Linked DNA regions of Homo sapiens: all the other regions are linked to region 2. Evidence: chromatin loops called from intact Hi-C (ENCODE). Cell type or tissue: PC-9. All regions are shown on one strand.

What was found. Hi-C counts contacts between places; a loop is a spot of excess contacts. Peaks named below come from ENCODE experiments on the same cell type or tissue, not always from the same donor. Only the 100,000 strongest peaks of a DNase experiment are listed, where the experiment ranks them.
Region 1: it touches region 2 in a loop (3-fold over the local background); 16 of 110 quality-filtered maps call a loop at or near these places.
Region 3: a loop joins it to region 2, with 2.9 times the contacts of the local background. A loop is called at or near these places in 61 of 110 quality-filtered maps.

What each region holds. Positions count from the first base shown.
Region 1 is chr1:164,659,498-164,661,997 of GRCh38, reverse strand. All of the region lies in intron 2 of PBX1 (PBX homeobox 1), which reads right to left. Among named protein-coding and RNA genes, the nearest start is that of PBX1, 100 kb to the right of the region's middle. In PC-9, a CTCF peak has its summit at 1,400; a DNase peak (open chromatin) is centred at 1,597; H3K4me3 peaks cover 1,105 bases; H3K27ac peaks cover 2,500 bases.
Region 2 is chr1:164,771,741-164,774,240 of GRCh38, reverse strand. The region is part of intron 2 of PBX1 (PBX homeobox 1); the gene reads right to left. The region is part of intron 1 of PBX1-AS1 (PBX1 antisense RNA 1); the gene reads left to right. Among named protein-coding and RNA genes, the nearest start is that of PBX1-AS1, 1.6 kb to the left of the region's middle. In PC-9, no CTCF peak of the experiment used is centred here; DNase peaks (open chromatin) are centred at 1,360 and 2,390; H3K4me3 peaks cover 808 bases; H3K27ac peaks cover 2,500 bases.
Region 3 is chr1:164,557,744-164,560,243 of GRCh38, reverse strand. It overlaps PBX1 (PBX homeobox 1), which reads right to left and starts at 1,060. Exons shown (of 9, transcript NM_002585.4): 1 at 231-1,060. The coding sequence starts at 421. RefSeq lists an enhancer at 979-1,478. In PC-9, no CTCF peak of the experiment used is centred here; a DNase peak (open chromatin) is centred at 1,323; H3K4me3 peaks cover 1,918 bases; H3K27ac peaks cover 1,887 bases.

The sequences.
Region 1 (2,500 bases), 110 kb after region 2:
AATTGATTTGTTAGGATTTGGAAAGTACTCAAGAAGAAAACATTTAGGCAATTGATGCCCTCCATGAAAGTGTATTTTTAGGTCTTTAGTCCTTTTTTTCCTGTTTTTACTCTACAACCTATCCCTGCTTGAAAACATGAAATAAATTTTTAAAAAATTAAAAAGCTAGCACTACTTTTCTTTTAACTTCCAATGAGGTGATAACGCCTATGTACACATTAACTAATACCAAAAATAAAATTACAAAGGTCAATATAAGAAACTGGCTTATGGCTGGGCACAGTGGCTCACGCCTGTAATCCCAGCACTTTGGGAAGCCAAGGTGGGTGGATCACCTGAGGTCAGGGTTTCGAGATCAGCCTGGCCAACATGGTGAAACCCCGTCTCTACTAAAAATACAAAAATTTGCCAGGCATGGTGGTGGAGGCCTGTAATCCCAGCTACTCGGGAGGCTGAGGCAGGAGAATTGTTTGAACCCGGGAGGTGGAGGTTGCAGTGAGCCAAGATCATACCATTGCACTCCAGCCTGGGCGACAGAGTCAGACTCCATCTCAAAAAAAAAAAAAAAAAAAACTGGCTTACAGTGAAATTGCTGGTGATCCCTAGACCACAATATCAGGGCTTTCCCTGAGGATGTAGAGGCTTCTTTGACATGAACCATTGGTAATGTTATCCCTCATGCCAGATGGCATGTCCTTCAGACACACCCATGGGAGAGAGGCCCTCGGCTGGATTCATTCACAGGTGTTCAAAACATCAGTATTCCTTCCCCACCATTACTATAGATGCTGAAGAACTAAAGGATAAGAAATGCAAGGGTTCAATCTCTGAAGAATTCACAGTCAAATAAAGAAGAGTTGGTAGACAGAGAAAAACATAGTAAAAGTCTTCTCCTCTCAGCTGCTTCCAGTCTGTGTTTACTTAAATAAGGTGAACAGGCACACCAACAAGCAGTATGCTTGCCTTCAGATGTGATCAGCTGTTGGCTTCAGCTGTGATCAGCTGGCAATTCTCTGGGTTTCCTCCTGTACCAGAATAGTACAGGTATACATCAAGGTGCTTGGCTCCACCAGTAAGGTAGGTAACTTAGTGCTGAGCAGAATTTGTGAGGGGAGAGGATATGAATCCTAGAAAGAGAATTAGTAGTCTGAACAACTGATATGTTATTTGTAGGCACAGACCACAATCTATATTATTGTTAAAATGAAGAAGAAATAATATACTTTAAAAAAAATCATCCTATGTTTGGTTTTCTAACCTCAATGACTAGCAAAGGCACTGAAGAGCTGTAGTCAAGGATGATGTACATAAAAGCTGCTCTGTTCTGTCAACCAAGAAAAGCAAGCAATGGCAGCAGGCGTCAGTATAACCACTAAGTGTGACCTCTAGACAAAACCACTTCCTTCTCCCTCTGCTGATGTTACTACAACTGACTGTGGTTTTAATCTAGCTGATAGGGTGACAAGGAGCAAGTTAACATAAAAGGAATTTATGCAATGGCACAGGTCCTACACTTTATCCCAAGAGGAGGTCTGTAAAGTGTCCTTGATCTTTCGCCAGTCTTACCACACAGGTGTTTTGGGTCTCAGCACTGCCATGTCAGCTGCAGCTGAGACGCCTCAGCTCCCTGGCAGGTGCTTTTCAAACCCAGTGTAAGTTCCCCAAAGCTCCAGGCCCCAGCATGTCCCACATAGGCAAGGTCCCCAAAGGGCTCCATTCAAAGCCCAAACCCGTATTTCAGGTTTAGACAACATTCCCTTATATTTCAAAGCCAGGTGCAATCCTTCTCCAGTTTGCTTAAACCTTGTTTTCTACCAGAAATACTTGGCTCACTCAGAAAACCTTGTCCTTATCATCATCTACCCTGTAGAATATTGCCCCCAACCCCTCCTCATTTTCCTTTGGTGAGTAGTTTTAGAAACAGCATGTGATTTTTCCCTAACTTCTACCTGTCAAGGTTTTTGGTTGCAAACTACAGAAGTGGACTCTGGCTCACCTACCCAGGAAAGGAATTTATTGGACAGATAGGCAGTGCCTCTCAGAGTCAACAGGAAACCTGGAGAATCAAGCTCAGAAAAATAAGCACAGACAGCTGAGAATACAACCAAGGTGCTGCCAGAGGAAGCCTGTTAGGAGACAGACTCTGGTACTGCTGGCTTTGGGGACTTATCCCCACCACTGCCACCACCCTCGATTCTGCTGCTACCTCTGAGGCATCTGTAGTAATCCTGTCTCTCTGCTTAGCTCCCTCAAAACACAAGACTGGGCATGGCTGGCGTTCCAACTGGCCAAGCTTAGTGCTCTTGCTTAAGCTGCCAGGGAGAGGGAACAAGGGAGGATGTGTGAAGGGGGAGGCAGGTTCTGCAGCCACCCAAGCCAATGGAGGTGTCCACTCACATAGCAAAAAGATGTCCTTCCCAAACTCACCTGCTGCTTCCTCGGTACAAATCCCAACTTTCCCTTGCTCACTCAAAGAACTCCACTTGATTCAACAACCATT
Region 2 (2,500 bases):
TTTTTTGAAGCTTCCCAAAGAACCCTGTGCCTTGCTGAAAAAGAAAATTGTCTTATGTTAGGTTTATTTTTTTTTTATTCTGTCATTTATTTGTGAAGAACTTTCCTTAACATCCTATTCATAGCACCCCACTATGTAAAACAATTCAACAACTCATTAGCTTTCCCTTAAAGTAATCTTAGCCCCCTCTGAAGTTCCTCATCTATCTTGCCATCTATCCTTTTCTCTTACTCATATTTCTTAAAGATCAAAGAATTCAAAGTGGATATCACGTTAAAAAATTGCCTTCACTAACATGGGGAGTCGTAGAAAAATAGCTTCCTGGCTTTCTTAAGTTCTGGGCCTCTTGAGGCAGATCCACTGCGTTAACACTGCAAACACGCTTCCTTCTCTTCAGTCAAATCTCTCCCCAGCTAACTCTTCTAATACCAGCTTTCCAATGCCTTCCCAACACCCAATCCTTTCCAGTACACTTGGAGAGAGCAGAGACTCCAGGTGACATCATGAATCCCCTCTAGAGATGATCCATGGGTGAAGAGAGAGTCATGGCCCATGCAGTGTGGGGTACGGTTGAGGGCTCTGAAATGTGCCACAGGCCGCTCGTCCTACCAGTCCCAACCTATTCCTCACTAGCTTATCCCTTAAGACACATGTCCCCAAAACCACTCTCCACATTTAATCACAGCATAGAAGCCTGAAAGCAGTGATCTTTCACGCCATAGTCTTTGACAGGGAACTCTTAAGGCCAAAACTGCCAGACTCTCAAACAACTGATAAGTGCATAAACCTAATTTTCAAAACAATTTAATTGACTACAGTCTGATTGCTGGTACACATGAAGATATACCGTGTGTCAGCAGTGTTTGAAATAGGAATGCTGAGCTGAGTGTGAGTGGGTCACTCAATTCAGTCTATCAGGTTACGATCTGACAGTGGAAGGCAAGAGACAGCATATCAAGAAAAACTCTGTGTGTGTGTGTGTGTGTGTGTGTGTGTGCGCGTGTTACCTATATGCAAGAGCTGGAAAATAGAAAAGAGCTCTGATGAGTGACATGGAGCTGAAGATCCTTTGCGAGAACTTTAAATTCATTCCAAAATGCAACCAAAATAATTACAGTATTCAAAATTGTGCCACCAGTACAGAGGGCTGAGAACAACTGCTCTTAGTGGGACAAAGCCACAAAATGCAAGAAGGAACCAAAATCTACCAAGAATTACCTTGGAGATGAGTTAAGCTGATCTGGCCTTATGATAGTTCTGATAGCCAAGGAACAGGTCAGGGCTGGAGCCCAGAACTGGATATGGTCATATCTGAGAAATCAGACACTCAAGAGTAGGAGTCACCTCTCTGGGTCTGAGTCAGCAGGCACCTCCCGCCTCTGACAGGCCTAACCACTTATCATGAGCCAGGCATGCACTCAGGGTAGCCTAAATGCTAAGTACTGCCAGCAATGCTCAGACTCTTAGCCAGCCGTGGAGGTCTTCTCTGGGGCCACCCAACTATCCTTTCAGACCTCATTCTGATATCTCTGCCTGAAAAAGCACGCGGGGCAGCAATAGTCCCCAATCACTGTCCCTTTTAAGGTGTAAGGAGGACAGGGCAGGGGAGTGGGCTGTCCTAGTCCCTTTCAGGGGCTATACTCCAAGCCACAAGTCTGGTTTCTATTACAATTTTCCAAATTGATATGTGATCCTGGTGACAACAGTCACTCTCTGCACTGGAGTGTGTTAGCACCATCTGTAAAATGGGCCACTTGCCTTTCTTTTTCCAGACCAGTTGTGAGTTTTATAAACATACTCGTGGCAAAGCCCTCTCAAATTTATTTTCCTATGTGATATCTGATATGGCCCCATCAAACAAGCACACTTTTAGAGTGGCTTGTCAGAGTTGGTAAACGGTGTTGCACCTTTGGCTAGGATTTAAAATGCCTGAAAGGGGTTTAAACCACATGTTCTTTTAAAGATAGAGAAAATTTCACTGCTGTACCCCAAGATCTAACGGCAAAGAATTTTGGTGTAGTAAATCTGCTATATGTTATGCACTGTGATGGAAAGTATTTCATAATTACAAGGTGTTGTTGCTACAGGAATCTTTCTTTTGCATTTCCTGTCTGTAGCTAAAATGGATTTTGCAGCAGATCTTTGGATAAAAGCTATCAGGTGCTTTCCTGAGAAAGGATGAACAGACAAAGGACAGCTGGAATTCTTGGGGCAGGATTTTTTTCCCCCCTATTCTTGGGGTAGGGCCCACACTTGAATTCAGCTCTATCTTCCCTTACAAAGATCTCGGTTTCTACATTCCATTCTCCTTCCCTCATGTTTGCCCAGCCCCCCTTCCGGCCTGGAGGCCCAATCTCGATCTCAGACAGACAGGTCTGGCGGGGGCAGATGGGTAATTTTTCCTTTCAGCTTTAATGGCTGCTATTAACAATAAGTTGCCCTGCCCTACTAATGGCTCAACTTTCAGCTTTTTTCTGATTGCCTATGAGTAACACTGTGT
Region 3 (2,500 bases), 210 kb after region 2:
ACACACACACAAATATGTACACAGCCACATCTCGGCATGGGCGATTACACTTTCGATAACAACGCTCCTTCAAATTTTACTCCTCCGCCATGTAGTTGCTTGTCAAAATGAGAAAAGAAATAACATTTTTCAAAAAAAGCGCTGTGGTGATTCGGTTCCCATTGTTTCCCCCTGCAAGAGGAAGAAAAACAAAAAACCCCAAGAAAGGAAAAGAAAAGCCTCCATCTCACCTGGCCTGCGCCTCATCCAAACTCTGGTCTGTGATGGTCATAATTTGCTGTAAAATGTCTCCAATGTCCTGCTTCCTCCCGCCCTCCCCCTCGGTCCCTCCGGCCCCATCCTGCAAGTGCTGGGACAGGCCGGGGTGTCCGGCCATCCCGACCCCAGCATGGGAATGCATCAGCCTGGGCTGCTCGTCCATCTCCAAAGGCTACGGCAGCCCCCGGCTCTTCCTCTTCTGCTCCTCGGCTCGGCTCCTGGGAAGCACCAAGGCTTTTTATCCTTCAAGCTTGTCTTCAAATCCTTTTCAGGATAAACAGGGAAGGGGGAAAAAAGAAGACCAAAAGAAAAAAAAAATCCCTTTGCCTCTTTAGAGGATGGTGGGAGGATGAGGAGGGGGAGGGGGAGGGGGCGTGAAGGGGTTGCGGGGTGAGGGTGGGGATAAGGGCTGGTGGGGAAGGGTGTTGACTCCAAAAAGCAAGAAAAATAAACCACCTTCCCACTTGGCGAAAAGAAATCAGAGCTGGCTTTAGGTTTTTCAGTCCGGTCTCCTTTGCAAGGCAGAAATGGGCTCCCGGCGCTTAAATCTGTGGCTTAATCCTTTTGCAAATATGCATTGATCGGGAGAAAGGAGAGGAAGGCAGGGGGATTGCAATGCAAACTTTCCCCCCCCACCCCCCGCTGCCCCCCACCCCCACTCCGGGCCAGAGTGATCTCAAAGGGGGTGGGCTGTTGCAAAAGCCAGATCTCCCCCAGCCGCGGCGGCAGGCAAAGCACAGGCTCTCTCCTCCTCCGTGTCTCTGCAAACTCCAGCAGCCCCGTCAGCCTCCTGCTTTTGTTTAGCTCAGGCTCAGGACTCCAGAAACATATACAGAAAAACCACAGCCTGAGAGGAGGAGGAGGAGGAGGAGAAGAAGGAGGAGGAGGACGAGAAGGAGGAGAGGGGAGGGGGCAAAGGGAAGGGGAGGGGGCGGGGAAGCCGGGAGGCTGGGGAGAGGAGGAGGGAGGAGGGCGCCTGGAGCTCCTCCCCGCTTCCCTGATTGGCCACCAGATAAAGGACCGGCCCCCTCCTCCCCTACTTTCCTCACGGCGCCTCCTCTCCAGCCTCCTTCAGCTCCTCCTCGCCCGGCGCCCTGTCAATCAGAGTTCAGAGGTGGGCCGGGAAGGAGGCCGAGCTAATAGCAAGTCTCCAGTCCTTAAAGGTGCAATGGTACTGTAGTTCCAGCTCACTTAGTTTCCACTTTCCCTGCTCGCCTTACTTAGGTTGCGTCCTTGAGGAAAATGTGGCTCCACTTAAATGCAAACATATAAAATTAACACGAAAGAACACAGACGGTGTGCGTCTTCCCGCCCACCCCTGCTTTTCTTTTGCTGTGGCATTGTCATTTAAAACTTGATTCTTTTAAATGCTTAGACCTCAGGGAAACTGCTGAGAGCACAAGTTTGTCAGCACGACGTAGTTATGAAACACAATCGAGCTGTTAATATAATTAATAAAGATCTCTAATAAGTGGCAGATGTAATAATAGATACATTTAAAAAAACAATTCTAGCACAGTAAAGGTGAAAAGAATACCAAACTGTGTCATTTTTGCTGCATGAAAACTAAATTATGGACTATGAAACTGAAAAATGCTCAAGAAAAAGAAAGATTAATAAATAAGTTCACCAAATGAAACTAATTCAACATTTCTCTCTCTTCCCCCGGGGGAAATTAGTTATTTGGCTTAAATACCTAATAAAGAAATGCATTATCACAGTCTAGTTCTAGTTTTTAATATAGTCTAATAAGCATTATTAACTGGGAAGAGAAGTGAACTGACATTTATTGAATGCCTACTATGCACCAAGTAATTTGCATGAGTTATTTTATTTAATCCCCAAGACATCTTTGTGAGTTATGGATTATTATTTCCATTTTACAGAGAGGGAACTCAGAAAGGTTAAATAATTTGTCCAAGGTCCACAGTTATTAAGTGTCAAAGCTGGAATTTAAACCCAAGTGTGACTCCCTCCAAAGGCCTAGTATTTCCACTGCACAATCTGCTTCAGTCTAACAGAAATGTGTGAATAGTGTTAAAAATTAGTTATGTGTCTATTGCCTGTCCAGTTTGAAAGGAAACTTGAGGTGCTTAAAAGGGTACATATTCCAACAAGACAACTCCAATTGAAAATGGGTAGGAAAAAATAAAAAATAAATACAATGGGATCAAGAAAAAAGCCAACAAAAGTCATAACTAAGGTCCAGTATCATAGCTCCAGACAGACACAAATTTGCTTC